Linked DNA regions of Homo sapiens: region 1 is linked to region 2. Evidence: chromatin loops called from intact Hi-C (ENCODE). Cell type or tissue: Calu3. All regions are shown on one strand. Links, peaks and the distances in the headings refer to the core of each region. The heading gives the core; the rest is flanking DNA.

What was found. Peaks named below come from ENCODE experiments on the same cell type or tissue, not always from the same donor. Only the 100,000 strongest peaks of a DNase experiment are listed, where the experiment ranks them.
Region 1: it touches region 2 in a loop (17-fold over the local background); 50 of 110 quality-filtered maps call a loop at or near these places.

The regions. Positions count from the first base shown.
Region 1 is chr3:54,141,629-54,153,854 of GRCh38, reverse strand. The region is part of intron 2 of CACNA2D3 (calcium voltage-gated channel auxiliary subunit alpha2delta 3); the gene reads right to left. Among named protein-coding and RNA genes, the nearest start is that of CACNA2D3, 25 kb to the right of the region's middle. In Calu3, for the core only: a CTCF peak has its summit at 7,024 (motif pointing left); a DNase peak (open chromatin) is centred at 7,004.
Region 2 is chr3:54,367,883-54,380,108 of GRCh38, reverse strand. All of the region lies in intron 3 of CACNA2D3 (calcium voltage-gated channel auxiliary subunit alpha2delta 3), which reads right to left. Among named protein-coding and RNA genes, the nearest start is that of CACNA2D3, 250 kb to the right of the region's middle. In Calu3, for the core only: no CTCF peak of the experiment used is centred there; a DNase peak (open chromatin) is centred at 5,468.

The DNA of each region.
Region 1 (12,226 bases), core at 2,942-10,941, 230 kb after region 2:
TGTTCTTCAGAAGTTTTTAGAATGCAAGTGGCAACCCAATAATAGGCAATATAATTAATTTAGTGGGTTGGAACTTCCATTTAAAAAATAATAAAATAAAAATACCAGTGCAATGCCCATATAAGGAAAAACCATTGCTACACATACATACACACACACCAGTCTTCTATGCAAATATACTTCTTGTGAGTCATGTTTAAAAGTTCATGAGATGGGCCATAGCTCCTTTAAGGTTTCTCTTCATCAGCCATACATTTGTTTTATTATTTCTTTAGCATCTATCCATCCAGTTCTCCTCCCAAACTCAATTCCCTGAGGCCACATTTGTCTTTTTCAACCTTCATAAACAATAACATGAGCACGGTGCCTAACACATGGCAGATACTCAACAAATGTTGACTGAATAAATAAGGTTTGAGTTATTCCACAAGCCCACAAGTCCAGGGGCCACCCATTTCTCACTTAGATATTTATTTTTGCTGCAAAATAAATATGAGTGCATTTCTCCTTTCCTAACTGTCTGCTTTCACTGTCTTCAAGTAAAGGATTCAGGCAGGCTGCTGACATTGACTTTTTCCTCTATCAACTGCTGTGGTCAGAGCTTTCACATATGATCTTACCTTTCCCCAGGAGAGCACTGTCATTTTTTTTGCAGACGTGGACACTCAGGCCCAGAACAGCAACTTATACCCGCCCAAGGTCACAGAGCTACCAACTTCTCTATGACCTGATACCCTGTGCCCTGCACATTCTGCACCATGGGTCCTCAATATAGAAGAATCTGTTTGCATTCTTCTCCAAAAAGAGACTGGGGTCTCAGTGGGCCTGTGGCTCATTTACACAATACAATGAGGAAGCAAGTGTGATAAAGCTCTCCCAAGCCCTGGATTCCTGCCCACATCATGAGTGTCACCTGTATGCATCCAACTTAGAGAAAGCTCCTTCCCAGGGGACCTCTCTTGCTTTCCAGAAGTTCAAGAAGCAAGAGGGGCTCCCCTGGCAATCTTCTCATGAAAAATAAGCCCTGAGTCACACAGCCACAGAGTTTTTTTCTCACACTTAAATACAAATTCTTCTGGTATTAAAAAGATCAATCATAAGTTATACTTTAAAATATCTATAAATGTCTCTTAAATATTTCTCCATGTGTCACTGTCCCATAAACACTATTAAACATTAAGAAGGGAAGACAGGACAATTGCATTCTGTGGTTTCATTTTGCCTTTGCCTCTCCCTCTCTGGGCCCTTGATTGATTCACTTACCACTCAGTGCGTCCATCGCCCAGGCCACTGCTCCCTGGGCCACGAGGTGGACAAATGAACAGCTTCTGAGAAAAATCCACTTATTCCTTTAGAAATATTTGAGGCACCTACTATTTGCTAGACTGTTCAAGATGGGCTCATATGCATTGAATCAAAGATTTTGAAGAGAAGACAAAGTCGCTCATGGATTTTTTTTTAAGTGAGCATCATTTTAAAGTCCTATCAAATCAGAAGATCTGCCAATAGGAATGCAGCTTTTAAAGAAACAGGCACACACCCAATGATCGAAATCCACAGGTGTGGCGTGTAGCGCACTCAACCACAGCACAATGCCCCCGCTTCTGAGATGAGAATGATCTGGGATATTAACCACTACATGTTGGTGCCAGGCTACGTGGGAGACAGAGCTGAAGCAGACAGTCTCTGCCCTCTAGGAAGGAGCTCAGTGTCCCAAGAGAGACCCAAGGGCACAGATAACCAAACACAAGTCAATCTTGGATCAGCATTCTGGAGAGCCTGTGGGAATGGTGTAGACCGGGATCATAGTAGCATAAACATGTTTCTAATCAGAACCCCTTTAAGGAGCTTAGCAAAGGCTTCATAGAAGAGGTGGCATTTGAGCAGGACCTGCAAAGGTGCTTGAAATAGTAACAGCTCTACGAGGATTTAGCAGGGAACAGTATGGGCAACAATGAGGAGGCAGGAAAGAGGATGGCTGAGAAAACAGGGTTTCTCCCTGGGGGCAGGGGGAGATAAAGGCAGAGGAATGGAGACGGAGTCCAGAAAAGGCGGCTGAAGGTAGCTTTGTGTATGACACCTGACTACACAGGAAGGGCTTAAGGAGCAGGCAGCATAGCACAGATCACAGAAGAATAAGTATGCCAACTGCTGGGGCAAGTATGTCCCTGGTCCATGGACACATCATTCTCTCAGCATTGTTGCAACAAAACATCCCTCTTAATGGGGGTCACACTGCCCCCATGCATCCTGGTGACCTTGCTCACTGCCCCAGCACTGGTAAAGCAAGTAGATATATGGACTTAGGTGAGGAGATAGAACAACTGCCCAGGAGAATGGCCAATAATTCCAAGGCCCCTGAGAGCAGAAAAACACAGTTATTTGAAGTATCTCCACTCAGAAATTCATTCACCCATCCCTTCCTTCCTCCCTCCCCCAACTATCCATCCCTCTACCTATTCATCCATCTACTCATCCACCTGTCCACTCCATTCATTCACCCAACTATCTATCCACTCATCTCTCCATCCATCCATTCACCCATCCATCCATTATCCGTCCCTACATCCATTCATTCATCTATTCACCCACCGGTCCATTCACCTATCCATCCATTAATCCATCTCTACATCCATTAATTAATCTACTTATCCACCAACCCATCCATTCACCCATCCACCCATTAACCCATCCCTACATCTATTCATTCATCTATCTGTCCATCCACTCATCCATCCATTCACCCATCCACCCATTAATGCATCCCTGCATCCATTCATTCATCTATCCACCCACACATCCATCCATTCACCCATCCATCTATCCTCTATCCCTACATCCATTCATTCATCTATCCACCCACTCATCCATCCATTTACCCATCCATCCATTATCCAACCCTACATCCATTCATTCGTCTATCCACCCACCCACCCATCCATTCACCCATCCATCCAATCCATTCACTCACCTCTCTGTCCCTTTCTCCATACACCCACTCATCCATCCATCCATCCATCCATCCATCCATCATGTATTAAGCACCAATTCCACAGCTACACCAAGAGTTATCTCCTCTTAGAATACATCCTAATCCTCCTGGCTCAATTATAATTATCATTTTGTTTATTCCTCTCTAGTATTTTTGTTTTCATGTATGACTTACGCCTCTTCCAGGGTAATTTGACCATGGCTCTACCATTTAAAGGAATTAAATTGTAGTAATTATAATAAGAGAAATAATAATGACATTACCATTTATTGAGGATTTACCATGTCCCAAGTTATTTGGTGAGCCCTCATAATGGCTCCCAGAGATACCAGTATGTTCCCAAACTTAGACTACATAGTCACACTGCTGAAGAAGCAAGACAGGAATGAGGTGTCCAGGCCTGTGGAGTCCCTGCCCTTCTCCAGAGAGGGAAGGGGGCTGAGGAGAGCCACTTGGGTTTCACTCATTTCCATACTCTTGCCCCTGGAATGAAAAGATTCCATTGTGCCTTTCATTTTCATTATATTTTTCCTTCAAAATCCCCTAAGTATTTCCCAAAGTTTAGACCTTTAACATTTAAAGTAGAAACTGAAAAGGAAAAACTAGAAAATGACAAATTCAGTTCCCAGCAGGTAAACTGCATCCTAAAACTGGAGTTCTAGGGGTTTTTCATCTTTTTTATTTTGTTTTGTCTCCCTAGAGACCACCAGAAGTTTTGGGGGTTTTTCTTCTATGGAGGGAAGCAAATCCCCAAAACTGAACTTCCCCAGAGAAGGTCAAATCTGTTACTAGTCCTTGTGTGTGCTTGTATGTGTTTCCATATGAGACAGAAAGAGAGACAGAGACAGAGAGATAAAGAGAGAAACAGAGGGGGAGGGGAGGGAAGAAGGAAGGGGGGAGGAAGAGGGAGGGAGGGAGGGAGGGAGGGAGGGAGAGAGAGAGAGAGAGAGAGAGAGAGAGAGAGAGAGAGAGAGAGAGACAGATACTTCAGGACAGCCCTCTCTGTTACTAAAATAGTACACAGTGAAGCACTCATTCAAGAGCCAGACACTGTCCGTCTTCCCCCTAACCAAACTTCTTTAAATCTCAGAGAACCTGGAGGTACACTGCTGTGGGTACCCAAAACACATCACACTGGGGACCGAGCTTGCTGTCCTCACCCTACAAGCTGCTCCTCGTCATGTGTTCCTTGTTTGGCTGATGAGACCACCCAGCCACTGAAGGCCCTGCCCTGGGCTCCAGGCATCAGAGGGTCCCCTGTCTCCTTCCTACAGCCACATCCTCTCAAAGAGAGGAGGAGTCTGTGGGCCAAGGGGACATGCCAACCCGGAACCCACACCCTTCCTCATCTACGCCTCACTCCGAATACTTTCAGGGATCCTGAAAGTCCCCAACCAAATGTTTGCCTTGAGCTTGCTTCTTGGACTTGTGTGGGCCCCTTTCCCAGGTGGTCCTCCTGAGGGCAGACAACACTGCCTATGTGTGCAACCCTAGGCCCAAGGCAGCCAAGAGGTGGCTGGTGGAGGTAGCATAGATTTATGCAAGCTGAGGGCTCCACACATATGTGTGTGTGTGTGTGTGTGTGTGTGTGTGTGCACATGGGACCCCTTGCTGTAGTGATTAGGGCCAGGAGGATGGCCAAGAAAGGGGTCGGGCCACAGGTTGAGGACATTGCGATTTTGCTCCTTCCCTGAGTCCACAAATGTCAGGGACAAGTATGGATTCTACCTCCAGAACATCTCCCCAGTGCACATTCTGCAGTTCTCACTGTCGTGGCATAAAACCTTCACCACTGGACTGTCTCGCTCCCCTCAGGATCCCTCACTTCTCCCTGTGATCTGTATTGGTTGGTGCTTGAGTTGTCTATTTTTTTTTTTTTTTTTTTTTTGATGGAGTTTTGCTCTGTCACCCAGGGTGGAGCACAATGGCACGATCTTAGCTCACTGCAACCTCTGTCTCCCGGGTTCAAGTGATCTTCCTGCCTCAGCCTCCTGAGTAGCTGGGATTACAGATGCCCACCACCACACCCGGCTAATTTTTGTATTTTTAGTAGAGATGGGGTTTCACCATGTTGGTCAGGCTGGTCTCAAACTCCTGACCTCAAGTGATCTGCCTGCCTCAGCCTCCCAGAATGCTGGGAATACAGGCGTGAGCCACCGCACCCGGCCCGAGCTGTCTTCTTAAGGCATAAAACTGGTCAGATCCTCCACCCAGTCCACGGTGAAAGCTTCTTATCTGACATGAAAACACAGCCACCTGTGGTCCACTGGTTCCTGACCTGCTGGCCAACTCCACCTCCTTTTTCGCTTCACCTATATGAGGGCTCAGGCCACACTGACTCTGACCCTGCAAACCCCAACCCCCTGCCACATGCTAGTGTCCAAGCTGCCTTCCAGTGGGGAACACGTTCTTCACTTGGCAAGCCCATTCCAGCGCCTAGTTCTGATTCCACAGTCACCTTTTTGAGGTCTCCTGCACCCCAATGCCTCCCAAAATTTAACCAAGTGGCTCCTCTCCCTGGGTCTGCAGCCTGTACTGGAAGGCATTTCTGACCATTCTGAAGTCTGATTCTGTGTCTACCTGTCCCTCCACATTGTGAGCCCTTCAAGGGAGGGACCTCAGCTTGGTCTCTGCATCCCAGCACTGTATGTAGTATATGGAAGGGTAGCAAGAATGAAGGAGACATCTGGAGCTAAGAGCCCGTGGGCATGTCAAGGAGCATGTTTGGGCCATCGCGGAAGCCAGTGGCATAAAAACCTTCCCATCAGCTGGGCGCAGTGGCTCACGCCTGTAATCCCAGCACTTTGGGACGCCAAGGCGGACGGATCACAAGGTCAAAACCAGCCTGGCCAGCATGGTGAAACCCTGTCTCTACTAAAAATATAAAAATTAGCTGGGCATGGTGGCACACGCCTATAGTCCCAACTCCTCGGGGGGCTGAGGCAGGAGAATTGCTTGAACCCAGGAGGCGGAGGTTGTGGTGAGCCGAGATGGTGCCAGTGCACTCCAGCTGGGCGACAGAGCAAGAGTCCGTCTCAAAAACAAACAAACAAACAGAAAAATCTTCCCATCATAACTACCTCTGAAGCCTTTGGAAAAGCCCACCTTGGCTCTCAGAGTCAAGCAGGACAATAAAAGCAAACAGTAATACAGGGCTTACCATGTTCCAGGCTTTATCTACACTAACACTGTAATCCTCACCAAAATCTCACAAGCATCCCCATTGTACAGGGGAGGAAACAGAGGCACAGAAAGGTTACATAACTTGCCCAAGGTCACACAGAGTATGGAAGAGTCAGGCTCTGGCCCAGGCCATTTGGAGCCAAAGTCTGTCATTGTTTCTACCATGGGATACCACTGACAATAGCAAAGAAGGAATGAAGGAAGGAAAGGAGGGAGGGAGAAGAAAGGAGTCTGTTTTGGTCCCTCCTTTACCAGAGATTAGTGGGAAATTCTCCAAGCAAGGGCTCCTCTGATTCCTTTCGTCTGCTAATTCCATATATGCCAAATACTGGTTTTTAGAGTCAGAAGAGCCAACGCTTCCTCTGTGCCAAGCTGACGGCCTTAGACACTCAAGGTCCTTACTTCACACGTCAGCCTCACTACTCAGATGTGACTGGTCTCCTCATTTTACAGATGGGGACACTAAGGCCCAGAAGAGCAAAGCCACACACCCAAGTGACAGCCAGCAGGCAGTGCAGGGGGAATTCCCAGCTGTCCCCTCACCCCCAGCTCTCACTCTGACATTTATTTTTCATCTTTTTTGGTAGGCGTGCACTGTTCCTCTGAAAAAGGTATGGGTTCTGATGCAGAAAAGGCAAATTGGAAATCTAGGGATATTATCAGCCTCATTCACTGAAAGGGGAAATTTTCCCTCTTTGCTGAAACTTTCATGCAGGTAAGAGAAGGCCTTCAGCCGCAGCCTTGGCCCGGACATCTGTCCAAAGCTCCAGGAGGGGCAGGCGTGCAGCCTGGCAGTGTCCACAACTGTGACAGAGCCCTGCGCAGCCTCCACGTCTGCCTCTTGCTGCCACCCTGTGACAAAGTGTGGCAATCGCAGGCGGGAAACAGGGCCCAGGAGCCAACGGGGATGGAGGGGCCCTAACGGTGACACCCCGCAGACTCCCTCAGGGCCTCCCCCTAAGACGTTCTGTGCACATGCGGCTCAGAAAGACCACACTCCCTTGTAGCTTCCATGGGCCCTGCTGGATGTGTGGAGAACTCTGTGGAGCTCACTCATCAAAGAGACACACTAGGCCACGCCCCCCTTCCCCACATTCCTGTGTCAGCCCATGGAATGGTAACATGCACCAAACCCTACAGAGGAAGAGTGAGAGACTGGACACAAACATTGCTCCCCTGCCAGTGAACTTGTGTGGGCAGAGCTGGGCAGACCTAGCTTATCAGCTGCAGCTAAGCCTCCTGCTCTCCCGGCAGTGGGAAAGAGAGCAGCATTGTTCCCAAAAGGCCTGCCTTTGTCCCCACTATCCGTGGATGTACCAAGCCACTCTCAGCATCAGTCCCTGTGCTCGGGAACTAGAGGCCAAGGTCACCTCGAGTGTAGTGGAGGTCACAGACTGGAAGGAAGTTAGCCAACAAATTCATAACAGTTACACCCAGGGACCAGCGCCTTCAAGAAAGTCCCAGGAGTAGCAGTACTGCATACAGGGCTTAGGGCTAGGGTTTAACACCAGGTCAAGGGCAGAAGTCAAGGCTGCAGGAATGAGGATAGCAGGGAAGAGGGCTGCCCCATCCCGAACAGAGAACCAGGAAAAAAGACCTATTTAAATAACAACAACAATAACAACCATAATAGAAATTCTAGAAGTGAAAAATATAATACAGGTTTTAAAAAATATATAAGCAAGTAAAAACAGTGAGATTAGGCCCACCTGAAGAGAAAGTAGGTGAAAAAAAGACAAACTGATGAAACCCCTCAAAATGCAGTGCAGAAAGATAAAGAGAAAATATGAAAGCGATATTAAGAGACGTGAAGGCTAAAATGAAAAGCTCCAACAGCCATCCCGGAGAGAAGAGAGGCAATGACGAAGCAATACTGAAAAAGATAAAAGTGGACACTCTTCCATAATTGAAAGCAGACAGGGGTCTCCCTATTGAAAAGTTGCCTGTTGGTCTATCTCACTTGTCGACTTCATGCAGTCTCTGGATGCTGCGCCCTGCACTGGGTGCTGAGGATGACCAGTGCTAAAGACAGGCACAGGGCAGACCCTACCCAGAGAAACGTAGATCGCAGAGCCCCCAGGATGTGGGGATATGCCATGCAGGGCTAGGCTCTGCTGCATATAACAAGCCTGTCATTCAGAAACCACCTGGAATCCTTCTTCTTTCTTAGACATCTTAGTGATATTAAATGGCTGAGAGGGACACTTCCCTAAAAGAAAAAAACTGCAATTCTTTACAGTGTCTAGAGCTCCCCATTTTTCAAGCTAGCAGTAAAGAGCTTGCAGTTTGGCAACCAGGCTCCAGAATTCCACACACACACATCCAGGGTACTTTCATTATCAAAACACCCTGGTCCCCTACCACCGTGCACAGCGCAACTTCGCATCTGCAAATATCTCCATTTACTCCGGGGTTTAGACCCCATTACATAATTGGCAACTTACCGCATTTTAATTAGCCATTGTTAATTCCTATTATTACTGTTACCCTTAATTTATTAGACTGCTAAAACAACTGCATTTGGGAGCTTAAACAGACAGTTTGCTCTGTCCCAGCCAACACTTAGATCTTGGTCTATCTTTTTAATGCCAGTCTTCTAGGGTAGGAGCCAATCTAAAATCTCAAAGTCTTTGGGAGATCCTATAAAGAGATATTTAAAGTGAAGCTTGACACCCTGAGACCTCTCTCTAAACCACAGCGAGTAGTTAAAACAAACACACAACTAATCTCTGAATATCTTTAAATTCTGTTAAAAACAGCAGAAGTTTTTTAAATGAATCGAATTCCTATAGTCCTAAGCTTGAAGGTTGGAATAAACAGTAAAAATGATAAAAACACTTGGCATTACTGAGCCCTTACTGTGTGTTCAATTCTCTGCTAAACTCTTGACATGTATTATTTCACTTAATCCTCATAATAACTCCGTAAGTGCATATTATTTTTCCCTTAGCAAACTAAAACTCAAATAAGTTGAGTACTTTGCTCAAATCCACACAACTAGTAAGCAGCAAAGCCAGTATTTGAACCCAGGTATGCCTGGCCCCAGAGCCTGGCTTTGCATCTTATGTTGATTATCTTGCCTATATAAGGAAGAGTAAAGGCCATTTGGTCCAACCAAATCTGTCTGGTCTCCCAGGCAAGCCTGTGTCAGACACAGAGCTGGATACTACAAGAGAAACAAAGAGGAGAATTTCACATATGCACATGCAATGCACACACACAGGGCAGCGAGAATGGAGAGCGCTGATGAAGTTCACACCCTTGGCACAGTGAATCCCCTTATGAGGATGCTCTGAGGGGCATAATCAGTAATCAAATTCACAGAGACAGAAAAGATGTTCATCAGAGCACTGTTTACACTGGGGGAAACCTGGGCAACAACCTTCATGCTCCACACTGGGGAAAAGGGGACACAGCCACACAACATCCCCAGGGGGAAATGTTTTGTAGCCAGAACACAAATCATTTCGGAAAATGATGAGTAATAGGGGATATGCTCATAAGATACAGTTGGGAGAAAATGCAAAATAACTTTATGTTGACAATCTGATTTCAGTTTTCAGCAGCCTGAAAGAAATGCTGCAAAATTTTAATGTGAATATTCTTGCATCATAAGATTCAGAAATTTCTTTCTTTTTGTATCATCTGGTACATTCCAATTTTTCAAAGAAGAGGATAAATTTTATCTATCATATGAAAAAGCAGCATTTTTTGTGGTCCCTACAGTACTGCCTGAATCTGCTTTAAAATATCTTCCCATTATAACATAGCTGATACAATATGATCTCATTTATGTAAAGTACATATACATATACACAAATATACATACATGTAAGCAAAAGAAAAAAGACTCAAAGAAATACATCAAAATATTAACAATCGGCCAGGCACGGTGGCTCATGCCTGTAATTCCAGCACTTTGGGAGGCCGAGGCAGGTGGATCACAAGATCAGAACATCGAGACCATCCTGTCTAACACAGTGAAACCCCGTCTCTACTAAAAATACAAAAAATTAGCCAGGCATGCTGGCGGGCGCCTGTAGTCCCAGCTACTTGGGAGGCTGAGGCAGGAGAATGGTGTGAACCCGGGAGTCAGAGCTTGCAGTGAGCTGAGATTACGCCACTGCACTCCAGCCTGGGCGACAGAGCAAGCCTCCATCTCAAAAATATAAAAATAAAAATAAAAAAATTAACAATGACAAGGCCAGAATAATGGGATAGCAGTTTGTTGTTACTTGCTTTTTGATTTATCCATTATTTCCAAAATTTTCCATAGTGAACAGGCAATGTTTTATAATTTTAAAAGCTCCAAGTTGATCATAGTTATTATTTCTTCCCAGCAGTCATCCAGCATTTATACATGAACACAAGGAAATTCTTGTCTCTAGCACTTCTGAAGCCCGTGCCATCATACAAAACATCCACACCTGCAATAATGAACTCAGCATTTGTGTTGAGGGGAAGCCACTTACATGACAACTGCCCTGGGAGCTTCTTCAATCCTGGGAAGAAAAGCAACTAGGACAAAAGAATTTGGCCAGAACCAAGCAGTTGTTGCTGGTATAACCAGTGTGTGTCTTAGCCTTGCTACCTACTTCCTGTGATGGGAACAAATTCTGGAGCAAAGAAACCTAGTCACAGCCTGCTTTTCACTGTACTTGGAGAACCAGTGTTAGCTAGTTACTCCTTATCACTCAGGGTTGTTGTACTTGTACACACTCAGGGAGAGGGATGGCTTATACCTGTCCCTAACTAGCACAATCATTTTCACAGATACAACTCCACAAATGCAGGCCATGAGAGAAAGGAAGTATAGTATAGTGGTTACAGACATAGGCACTGGAGTCAAAATGCCCATTGTGGAATCCTGGCTCTACTGCCTCCTAGCCAAATAGCTTTGGGAAAGCCAATTAACATATTCCATGCCTCAGCTTCTTCATCAGTTAAATATGGATGGTAATAGAGTAGCTTGCTCACAGGGTTGTGAGGATTTAGTGAGGTAATATGTCTTAGGTATTCTGAATGCTGTCTGGGCTTACATTAAATGTTCAACAAGTAGTAGTGTATCATCATCATCATCATCATCACCATCATCAGGCTTTGCCCTAAGGAGCCAAGAGGAAAACAAAGATGAGAAAAGGGCCTCGAAACACTTGTGGAGCTGAGGAAAGGGCCCACGGATACTACAACAGTAATTAGAAATCAAGGTCAGCTATAATGAACAAAGTGAGGTACAAAGAGGAGGAGGTTGGAATAAGGCTTCCTGAAGGCAGTAGCAACTGAGAGCCCAGCACTGAGCCCCTGGCATAGCAGGAACTGAAAAGCTCTTTGCTGAACTAAAGAATCAGGCCAGGAAGACTGAGAATTTAACAAGCTGCTATAGTGGCAAGGGAGGGAGTTTGGGGCAGTAGAAACAAGAGAACGAAGGGCCAAGAAGAAAGTACAGGATAAGTCCCTGAACTCACACAAGGAGGAGCAGTGAGGGTGACGCTGGACCAGGACAGGAAAGGGTCACAGCAGCACAAAGGGTCCAGGGACCCCTCTTCCACCTTTCTGTCATAGTAATTCCTCATCCCTCTGGTCTCAGTAAAGAATCATGCCTTGGCAAGCCTCCTCCGAACCCAGACCAGAGCAGGTCTTCAGGTCATGAACTATCAGCATTCCTTCATGGAACTGCAAGGAGACTTGCATGCATTAGTCTAATTATTTGAGATATGCCTGATTCTCACATTAGATTGTAATCTCCACGAGGGTGCAATCTTATTTTGCTTGTTCTTCTAATCCAAGAGCCGGCATGATACCTGGACAGAGTAGCAAGATGCAAAAATGTTTGTTGAATAAACGAATGAATAAATGAATGGATAAAATTATCAAATTCAGGTTGTTTTCTTGTGCTTCTGCTGGGGACCAAGGCAGTAACATTTTCTCTGGAGATGCTCTCCAGTTCCTCCCTACAAATGAAGTGGAGAAATGGAAAAAGAATGTGTTATTGATGTATTTTGACATCCTGGATTAAAAGCTGCTACACAAGAAGCATAGTATTAATAGCCA
Region 2 (12,226 bases), core at 2,060-10,059:
ATTGGAGAAATAAAGTAAGTTGTTCAGATTTACATTTTCATTCCTTCTGGTGTTGAGATTCCTTCCCCTCTGTCCTTGGGATAGAGTTGTTTATCACTCCGTTAACAGTGTAGATTAATCTTTGCTGCTTTGTAGCTAGAGCAATTAGACGAGTATTTCCCAAAGTATCGGAGAGGTACCACCAGTGATCCATGAAAAAAACGTAAGATGGTTTACAGAATAGTGAGGGACACACAAGGAAAATAGCTATTTCAATGAGAAGGGACAAGTGACAAAGAATGCTGTCAGGAAGCCAAGGAAGCTTCCCAGAAGACATGACATTTAAGCTGAGCTCTGAAGGAGAACAGGAAGGATGCAGGAGAAAGAGAAGTGCTGAAAGAACGTTCCAGCCAACAGGAACATTTCACACAAAGTTTTGGAGGTAAGAAAATGTTCTGGAAACAGCAATTAAGAGAAATATTCTGGAAACAGCTAGTGCTCTGGGACCTACACAGAGGCCACAACAATGACTGGATGACCATCAGATAATAAACCAAGGCGAAATGAATAACCTGCAGAAATGGACACAATTAGACAAGAAGAAAGCCAACACACCTTTCCCTGCCACCCTGCAATGCTGCAACTGCAGTTAGAGTCATAGCTGAAACCTTAATAATATTCAGTAATCCTTATTGATACAAATGTTTTTTACTTTTCGATTCCAATAGAAATGGCACATATAAATCACCAACTATCAAGGTGATCATTTCTTTGGAGAAACACAGCTTTTAAGGAGCCTTCATTATTTCTTTGTTCCTGTAGAAGAAATAAGCTTTGTTGCACATGAATGAACATTTCGTATAAAATGACCTTCTGCCTGAAAGCTGCAAAAATTGCTTCTGCTTTAAAAATGGCAAACATTTCAAAGTGGATTATAAAAGCTAATCTATAAAGTTTCTAGAGAAAGCAGGTAACAGAACAATAGAGAAAACACATCGTGCATGTATGTGGGGAGCTTTCTTCCCTTCCTTCACTCCTCCCCTTTCCTATCTCCTTCAGATTGTATAAGGCTACACTGGCCTTTTACAAGACAAAATAAGCCTAGAGTTTACATCAGAAGACATGATCACAATCAATAACAAATTATCTTTGTTTCCACAAGAGATACCTGTTATCAATTTGAGGCTGATTAAATTAATACCCGTTATCAGTGTGAATGGCCAATTTGCAAACCAAAGCCATCGCATTCTACATCTAAGCCTGCATTTGCCAAAGTGCAACATTTGCAAAGCTGCTGAAGATGGAAACAGCCAAACTTTGTTCAAAGGGCTGCCCAAGGACCAAGGCAGCTCAGGGAGAGGTATGAAGAAGAGACAACCTTCGATTTGAGCCCAAGTAATTTTTCCAAATGACCAAGTATTTTAAATGATGTTCTTCTGCTTACATAGCTCTCCTGGGAATGTTTTAGAGTTGATTATCAAAATCAAGGCTATTTAACCATGAAACTTAAAAAGTCCCCGCAGGACCCTTCAGTTCTGAGGTAACTGCACTATTTCTTTTGTGGGCAATGGAACTATCTTTAACTTCCCAAGGGGATAGTCCACAATGAATGGGGACTATGACATTACATCATCTGAGGCATGAGTCCCCAACCCCCAGCATGGACCAGTACTGGTCGGTGGCCTGTTAGGAACTGGGCTGCACAGCAGGAGGTGAGTGGAGGGCCTGCGAGCATCACTGCCTGAGCTCAGCCTCCTGTGAGATCATCAGCATTAGATTCTCATAGGAGCATGAACTCTATTGTGAACTGCGCATGCAAGGGATCCAGGCTGCACGCTCCTTAAGAGAATCTAACTAATGCCTGATTATCTGAGGTGGAACAGCCTCATCCCAAAGCTATCCCTCACTCCCCCATGCAAAAACTGTCTTTCATGAAACCGATCCCTGATGCCAAAAAGGTTGGGGACCGCTGACCTGAAGGATGACCATTTGTTCTCCAAAATGAAAGGAAATTTCCTATCACCAAGGCCTCTGATTGTGGTGAATAAAATTCTGTTCCAGCCCTTAATTATACGTTTCCAGGGCTTACTCAGAAGGTGTTGACTAGAACTCACCATGGCAGAGTATTGAAGGTATTGCCCAACTAGCCAAGGAAGACAGGGACATCTGCCCCAGATAAGTCACAGTCAACATAACAAGGTGTTGGTACTGGTAAGGAAGTCTGTCCTGCAGAGAGTTTCCATTCCTGGTTGTATCACTTTTCTGTCACTTCTGTTTAGTTTAGCAAGTACTTGTTGAGAACCTATTAGGTAACAAGAACATCACCAAAAACTGAACCCCAATAAATAGATAACTGAGTCTTAGGCCTCAAGAAGTTTGGGGTACATTTTGTTACAGTAGAGTCAGAACAGGTCTCAGAAATCAAAGACAAGAGTTTGAATCCAGGTCTTCCTACTCACTGACTCTGGGCAAGTCTTAACTTCTCTGAGTCCTGGTTTTCTAATCTGATGAACACAAATAATAAAACCTTTAGTCTGTACCTCAGTGTGTGAATCTGGTGAGAATATACATACAAAAATTTCCCAAAGGATTCCACACAAGTGTAAAATATTATTAAGACAGGGTAGAGGAAGAGACAAGATTTTCCAGCATAAAACAGCTTGATTGAAACAAGGAAACTTCCCAGAATCACTGCCTCCCACGGTTGGCTCTCATATAGGGAGAACTTGGAACAACTCCCCAAGTTCACAGTTACATGGAGGTTATGTGAAAGTTAATTCTGCTGCCAAGAAAAGGACTCCAAATCTTGTGTTCAAAAACACAAGGCTGTGCATCTGCTCCTTAAGGGCGGGTTTTCAGAATCCACCACTCTTTCAGTTCCAGAGGTAAAATCTGTGATCAGTGAGGCTGAAAACGGAATGAGGCAAAGGCCTTTATGGAAGGGTTTGACTGATGTCCTCAGAATGGCACAAACACAGAAATTAAGCTGTTTGCCAAAGCAAGCTCCTGTGACAGATGGCACCTGTGAGACACTGGACAGGATGGTGAGTGTGGCAGGCAGCTCCTTGCCCCCAGGCCCCAACTATGGCCAGGGAAGAAAATTTTTCTTTCTCCTCGAAAATGAAATAACACTAACAATTTCCATGTCCTTTCAGACTTTACCTTCTCAAGATGGATTTTTATATAAATTTGATGCAGAGAAAAATCTGTTCCAATTCCCTTGTTGTTCTTTCCTTCCAACTATCCAACCAAATGTTTACCAGGCAACTTCAGTTTGGGAAGGAATATATCGTGTTGGTCCAGGGAACAGCCCCGAGGTCCAACAACCTGAATTCAAATCCTGACTCCAGCAACTTTATAATACCTCTCTGAGCCAATGTTCTTGGCATTGAGTAAATGTCCACTAATGTTATCTTGCTGCTGCTGCTGATGATGATGATTAATTATGTGGGAAGAATTACACTAAGGGCTGACGCAATGAAGATAACGGCACTCTCACACAGTTCAGTTGGGAGAAGAGGCAAATAACTAGATAATGTGGCGTGGGCTACAATAGGAGGGCCACACAAGATGATAACAGCAATTATTGAGCTTCACACTGCCTGACCTATGTGCCAAGCTGTCCTAAGTGCTTTAGTCATTGAATCCAGCAAATCCTCACAACTGCTCTATAAAACAAAGCACAGATACCATCCTAACTTTACACCAAAGGGAAACCAAAGGGAAGAGAGGTTATAGCACTATGAAAGCGAAGGGCATAGAGCACCAGTGCAGGAATGCTCATAAATGATGCAACAGTAAGCTGGGGTTAAAGGAGTGGAAGTTAGCCAGGTGACTGAGAGAGGTGACGGCGAAGGAGCAGCAAAGGCTCCAGGGTGGGAGCCTCCCTCTGCCTAGTCTCTCCTGTCTGCAGAGCTGCAGGTGTGGAATGGGAAGGGGGAAGAGTGCAAAAGGGCAGGCAAGTGGGACTCAGATAGGCAAGGGTGTTGAGCTAGGCTAAGGAGTACTGTGGCCTGTGTGCAGCGGGAGGTCTCATGGGCCATAAGACCCACGTGATCAGACCTGAACTTTAATTCACCTTTAAAAGTAATCTGGTGGCAGTGCTGAAAAAAATTAAAAAGGATAAACCTGGAACAGAGACTGAGGCAGAGAGACCACTTGCTTTAATGACATTTATTCCACAAATACCTTAATCCATGAGCAATTCCTGTGGGCTCTCCCTCCAAAATACACCCCATGTTTCACTACTTTTGTCACCCTCTCCCCTGTTATATCCCTAGCAAAGCCACGGCCATCTCTTCTCTGGAAACCCTCAGCATCCTAACAAGTGTCCAGTTGGCACTCAGTGCCCTGGATCCCATTCTTTTTCTGGCAATCTCACATGGTTGCCAGAAAAAGCCTTTTAAGAACAATTCTGATGGCAGCACTCCCTGTTTGAAACCCACCAGTGACTTCCCACTAATCATGACTATGACCCAAAAGGTCCTTTGATCTGGCCCAGTACCCTCAGATCCTGACCCCCAGCCATCTTTCTGGCCCCAGACCACTACCAACTTGTCTCTGTCATCCTGCTGTTCTCTTGACCAAGGATATTCTTGTCCCAGATCCTTGTATGTTTGACTGCCCCTCATTGGTCACTCTGCAGCTCAAATGACTCCTCCTCAAGGATGTCACCCCCACCCCACCCCCTAACAAAGGACTGAGCACTTTGTGCTCAAAGCAGCACTGAGAATATGGCTAGTGCTCAAAATGCAGTTGGACAAATTAAAAAATATCTATTACTCACCCTACTGGGTGCCAGGCACTGTGTTCATCTGGGAATATAAGGTTTATAAGACACAGCTGTTGTCTTCAAGGACATTAGAGTCCAGGATGGGAAAGAAACCAGTAGACAACTGCAACACAACATGATAAAGGCTCTAACAGGAGCTAAGCAAGGAATCCTACATACCACCAAGGGAGCAACTAGACCAGGCTTACGGGGTACAAGGAGGCTCCTCACGTATGGTACAAGAAGCCTTCTCATCTACACTGAGACCTGAAAGACAAGAGCCAGCCCAGAAAACAAAGGAAGGGCCTTCCAGGATGAGGGAACTGCAAGTACAGTGGCAAAAGAAGGCATGACATGTTCAGGCAATCATGAGTGGCTTGGCATATGAAGATTATGTGGAGGGGAGCCTGTGTCGGGGGCAGGGAGCTAGTGAGAAAGGAGGCTGGAGACCAAATATTATTGATTATTGATGTTATCTAGATGTTCTCAAATGAGCAAAAGGTGATCCAAGACAATAACGAGAAAGATTGAAGACAAAACATCTGAAAGTTATTTAGGAAGAGGAATATACAGGACTTGGAGGCCAACAGGATACAGAGAATAAGGGAAAAGGCAGAGTGATGGAACTATTAGGTGGGTGCAAAGGTAATTACTTTTTCACCAACCTATAGCTTGGTGCCCTTACTCACTACCTGGTACTGCCTCCAGGGGGTGTCCAGCAACAACCAGAGAAGGAGCTGAGCTCAGGAGGAACACTGAACGAAAGAAGGGCTAGCAGGTATGATAAAATCTCATAGTAAGACCAGGCAATACAAGCACAGAATGTTTTTAAAAGTGAAGTCCATTCAATCTTGTGACTAAGAGTGTGTGTTGGAGAATGCCTGCTGACTCTCAGCACCATCTAAGCTGTGTCTTCTACGGTAGGGCTGGAGGCCTACCACCACATGCTCTTGACTCCCTCGCCCTGAGCAGGGCTCCAGGTCAGATTCTTGAGAGGTCTGCAAACTGAAAGAGAAGAAACCAATATTCTCCAGCTGAAGTGATGGGCATGTATGTGGGCATGTGCAGATGGCAGGTATCTTTGGTCATTCAGACACACTCCCACGAATTACCCACTCGTGCTGCAGACACCGGAGATCGTTGGTGGTGGCTTCCTGCAACCGCAGCACTTCCTAGATTTGTCAACTCAGACAGCAGTTTCCCTGACCCTCACTCCCTCAGTTTTTCTAACTATCAAATAAGCCTTTAATTCCCTTTATTAAACCCCTGCCTACTTGAAACGCCTAAAGATATTCCTTAAAAAATAAAACCTAAAGGGTTTTTGTTCTCTCATCAAACACGACTGGGTGATCCACAGGGTACCTGTGTAAGAACCACTTCAGAGCACAGGAAGGAGCAGGGGCCAAAGTGCAGAGAGCTGTGAAAGTGGGAGGGATGGAAGTTTGGGATAAAACATCCAGATTCCTATATTGAGAAACCGATTTGGGCCACAGCAGGAAGAAAATGCAAGGTGAAAGAAGGCTTTAAGATGAAAACATGCTCATAGCAATGAAGGTAGTAATAAGAACTGCCCTGGGAAGCTCCCAGAAGACCCAGCTCAAGGCAACTCCAGGATCCTCTCCAAGGATCAGAAAGCCATTGAGCAAGCCTCCAATTCAAAGGAGGCTTAAACTTAAACCTTCCACCTTATTTCCTGAAGGGGTTACAGATACAGTCATAAAGACACCATGGCACTGGAAGGAGAAGTTGTTTAAAGTTGCATCCCTTTCCTGGACCACACAGCCTACAGTGCATTATAATTTCTTTCTACTGTATCCTTAATTTGCTTAGGAAGAGACCAATTACATATATAATATAGGCATGCTTTCTTAAAAAGCAGCAATTTGTGAAATGTATATATTTAAAACATACCACAGTTTTCAACTGTTTTCTCATTTGTTCATTCATAACATACCAGGGGCCTTGAAAACAAAATCCAAATGACCTGAGTCACTCGACTTCTGAAGGACCCTGTGTAATAAGACCAAGCGGGCTTATTTACTTCTCTAAGGGAAAGTCAACCACATGCACTTATATGTGAAGCTTATTCCAAATGAAATCAAGAACAAATAATGAAAAATAAGACTATTGCCCTGACTCTGGTCCCTGAACATTTTACACAAGTCCCTGGTTTCGATTAATACGACACTGGTGGCTTCAGGGTCCTCAGAAAAAGCCTTCCTCCCCCAGGTGCAGAAATAAAATCCTGAGGCCAAGACTCTAAACTTTGCCCAAGACTTTCAAGAGATGACTGCTCCAACTTGAAACATGGGGCAGTGAGGGAACCAGCACTGGCATGATAGGACGCATGTGAACTTCTGAGTCCCAGGGGGCTGGGTCAAACAAGGGCCTGGGTTATGAATGAAATGTATGTGCCTGAAATTCACTTTTGTTATTTTTCCATTCTAATTCTCACACATTCCTCTCGAATTCAAGGAATGACATTTTCACCCTCTGGAACCAAACTTAGCATTTTAAATTTCCAAGGATGAGAAGCTAGCTTAAAGGATAAGCTGGCTCTCCCGTTTTTAATGCCCAGGTAATGAACTGAAATTACACACAGGGTTTGAATTTTTATGGAACGTTATTCATACACTTGACTCTCTCAGCTTCAACTCTTTCTCCTTTGTCAACCCTAATTATAACTTTATTTCAAAATAACAAAGAAATAAGCAGATGTATGAACATATGCAAGTGATAAAAGATTTGAGGATTTTTTTTTAAAGAAAAGACAGAGAGCTAATGAAGAAGGACTAAACCCATTTTACACAGAAGTAAACTGACAGTAGAAACTGAAATTCCCTGGTATCTATACAATGCTCACCTGTACCCCGTGCATGGTTCTAGGGGCTCATAATGTTTTGCTCGTATTTTCCCCTCCTCACCCTACATCCTGCAGCAGGGACTCTGGCAACTCTCCAAGGCTCTGACATGACCAGAGTGGAGTCTTGCTTCCAGCACAATACTCCATGCTCCCCTCTCTGCCACCCACCCTCTTCTTTCACTGTGAAAAAGACACACAGAGAAATGGCAAACCCAACAAAAACGCCACTTTGTGAGTTAAGACAGTTGAATACCAGCAATTCCACGTAGCTGAAGTTAATTCATAAAATATATTTGAACTTTAGTGGCTTTTAAGTTTTTAAGTTTCCCTTTAACAGTCCAAAGGAGTTGATGGCTTGTTCACTCTGAGGCGCTGGCTAAGAAAACCAAACCAGGCCCACAAAGCCATCTCTGAGGCCCTTGGGGCCAGGCATGCTACCCTAGGTCAGGATTATTTGGATTTTAGAAAGGTAAAATGATAAATATTTGTTATAACTCATACACAGAGAGGTCTGGGCCAGCACCCCATAATCAAATATTAACATTTCTATAGTAGACAAATAATTATTCATATTAAATAGAACAAATAAATATTAAACATATCCACATGTCAGTTCAGGCCACGTTTTTCCACCAAACATGTTATTAAAAACCTTTCAACTTTTGGAGATTTCTTGACTTCAAAATTGAAGATATCAGAGTGTGAACCTCCTGATACTTGAACAAAAAATAAAGTGACAGAAGTTTCTTGATTTTATGTTTGATGACCACAAAGTTTTCTGAGCCCTTTGGCTCAGCTTCTACTTGGGCTAATAAATCACAAAGTTAAATGAGTACAAATAGATCAAATAAATGTCAATGGGAGGAGAGATCTTACTTGAGTGATGGAAATTGGAGAGAGGAAAATGCACACGATGTGATGTGCATCCATGACCACAGTATAAAACAACTTGGTAAATTTACTAAAATCATATATAATTTGGTAAATTTACTAAAATCAATGAATTATGTACTTAAAATAAGCAAATTGTATTATATGTAAATTATATCTCGATGAAGTTGTTAGAAAAAAGTAACAATGGAAGACATTCAGAAATGTGAGTTAATATAGCAGTTTTCAAATGTAGAAACCCACTTATGTAAAATATCACCCTATTTTCTCATAGTAAAGTGTTCCTAGAAATGTAAAATGGTATGTTCACTTTGGAAAGTCATTCAAAAGGTTAAATACAAGAGTTACCATATGACCCAGCAATTCGACTCCTAGATACACACCCAAGGAAAATGAGAACCTATGTCCACACAAAAACATATACACAAATGTTCAAAGCAGCATCAATCATTACAGCCAAAAGGTGGAAACAACCCAAATGTCCAAGAACTGATGAATGGATCAACAAAATGGAATGTATCCATACAATGGAATATCATTCAGCAATAAAAGGAATATTGAGATGTAGCAGATGACTCTTGAAAACGGTAGGCTCAGTGAAAGAAATCAAAGAACATAAAAGACCATGTATTGTATTATTTCATTTACATGAAATGTCCAAAAAAGGCAAATCCATAGAAACAGAAAGATTTGTGGATGCCTAGGGCTGGGAGGAATGCTGAGATTGAAGGAAAAATGTTAAAGTGTACTGTTTTTTTTTTTTTTTTTCTGGAGTCGGGGGTGAGAAAAATATTCTAAAACTGATTGTGGTAATGGTTGTACAGCTGAATGAATATACAAAAAAAAACCCACTGAATTATATACTCTAAATGGAAAAATTATATGCTATGTGACTATTTCAATAAAACTGTTACCAAAAAAGTGTCTCTAGTATATTAGAGTGCAATGTTGTTTGGTGTTCTTTAATGGGTACAATAAGTCCTTGGCCACCAATAACTTAGTGGGTACAATCCACCTCCACAGAATGTGCCACTGTGACAGCCAGTCAACATGAACAGAAGAAAAGTTCTCATCCGCTCACCAGGGGATTAGGCAAATCTGTGGAGAGACTGAAATCTCCTTTAAGCATTCCTTATATATGGATTGGATTCTTAATTGCATCTTTTATGTGTCTTTAGCACAACGACCCATTTCAGATTAACTAGATGAATTACTGTCATTTGCAATAACTGTGAACAAGAAACGCTAAATAAATATTATTGAGATAAAAGTAAGTTAAACATATTTTTAAAATCCTTAGAAGCGTGTTACATTGTGAATATTCAACTACTGGCATCTAAGAACTGTAAGTCTGATGGCATCTAGCAGAATTCTAGCTCAATCCGAAGCTAAAATATGAATACTGCTAATTAAAAGGGTTCTCACTTCTAGGGTAAATAAATACCAAATGGAGAAAAAGATCATAGATTTGCAACAACATTTTGAAAGGCTTATAATAATTTATTACTGTTTATTTATAGCCCACCTCATTCCAAAAATGATTTTCCCATTGCTCATATGCTACGTGAAGATACAAGTTTAATTAAGAACATCTAATCTTAAGGGGCATGAAGCTAATTAGTCAGAAAATATTTATTAAGCATCTACTATATGGAAGAAACACGGCCACACACTGAAGGGAGCTACAAATTACTTATCGCAGTCTGCACTGTAGGAATTTGTTGTCACATCTAGTAATAATAAATATAATAACTATGCCTAATGCAATTTGCCAGACTTCAAATAAGAGGTCTGAGTTATAGGGATATAAGGGTTGAACAAGAAAGTGATGACTTGCCACTACTGAGGCCAGGAAGACTTCACAGAGGAGACAGAATCTGAATGAACTTTCAGATGCAGGTTCGGAAGAAAAAAGGCAGATGTCCCAGGTGGGAAAGGCCGACACGCCCTTGGGGAATGGAGGGCACACCTGTCTGGGCAGCAAATAAAATAAGGGTGGAGAGGAGAGCTGGGACCAGCCTGGACCATCAGTCTAAGGGCTGAGATTCATCCTAAATAAAAGAGGAGTCAGAGGAAAGGTGATCCAGGGTGGTCAGAGGCTGGGGTCCAGTGGGGACAGCAGCTGGACAATGGGAAAGAGATTATGACGAAGTCAAGGCCCTGACTTGTCCGGTTCCTCAGGCCCGCCGGCAGTCACTTAAAGCAGTGTCCACACCACTGAGCACATGCAGGTGACTTGCCTGCACGACCACGGCTCCCTGTCACTGTCAAAGCGAATCCCACCCACCAGCAAAATGAACTTAGTTCTACTCTATACCACTGTTTTTTTTTTTAAGGTTTGTGTCATTAAATTATTTTACAAGTTTTTTGTTTGTTTGTTTGTTTGTTTAAGAGGACAATGCTCCTTTGTAAAGTCTCAAGCCTGAAACAAACAAACGAAACTCAACAACTCTTTTGGTGACCTGTCAGATCCCTTAGACACTGATATATGTATACTTATTGTTATTACTTCAATTCTATTAATTAAGCTTTCACTATTTGGGGGGATTGTAAGCAAGGTAATTAACATAGCAAGAAGGATAGCTATAAGAGAACCCTACTGCCGGCCGGACGCAGTGGCTCACACCTGTAATCCCAGCACTTTGGGAGGCTGAGGCGGGAGGATCACAAGGTCAGGAGATAGAGACTATCCTGGCTAACACAATGAAACCCCGTCTCCACTAAAAATACAAAAAATTAGCCAGGCATGGTGGCAAGCGCCTATAGTCCCAGCTACTCAGGAGGCTGAGGCAGGAGAATGGCGTGAACCCAGGAGGCGGAGCTTGCAGTGAGCCGAGATCGTGCCACTACACTACAGCCTGGGTGACAGAGTGAGACTCCGCCTCAAAAAAAAAAAAAAAAAAAAAAAAAAGAACCCTACCCCCAAATATTACCTTGGAGCAGGACACGTATGCTGATTATTAAACTGATTACACTACATATGCCAGTTATATAATGGAAATTCAAGTTTACATGAAGCAGAAAAGATCAGTGACTTACCTGGGTTTTCTCTCCCTCTCTGTCTCTGTTCTGTGCTCACTCACTCTCTCTCCTCCTTTCCGTGCTCACTCTCCTGCTCTTTCACTCTCTCTCTGCCCCTCTCCCCTTCTCTTTCTTTCTCTCCCTCAGAAGTTCAACCATTATTTATTAAGCAAAGACTAGTAAGATCTCCCTTTGAAGACTGCACAAAATAGTAAAGGAGACGAATAGGTAATCAAATAACTACTATTTGTTTTGGGGTTTTGTTTGTTTGTTTGTTTTTGTAGAGACAAGTCCCTACATTGCCTAGGCTGGTCTAGAACTCCCGGGCTCAAGCGATCCTCCCACCTCGGCCTTCCAAAGTGCTGAGATTACAGGAGTACTTGGTACGATGAATGTTACAGGTAACTCAGATGTGGTTTTAAATAAGCATTAAAATAATAACTCTTTTAAAAAATAAGTCAAAACAAGCTATGTATTCCAATAAAATCTTGTTCCTTATATAATTACTCTCATTTACCAATACTTCATTAAGACAAACCACCTAATCTATGCTCTCTAATAAGTCACAGCTGCTAAGGTACAGCTACTCAATGAAAGCCACCAACAGCGCATTTTTCTTTGCTGATAACTAATATTATAAGCCACAGGCAGACAGTGGTGGTGAATCACAGGACAGACACACAAAATACTAGAGTTCAAGG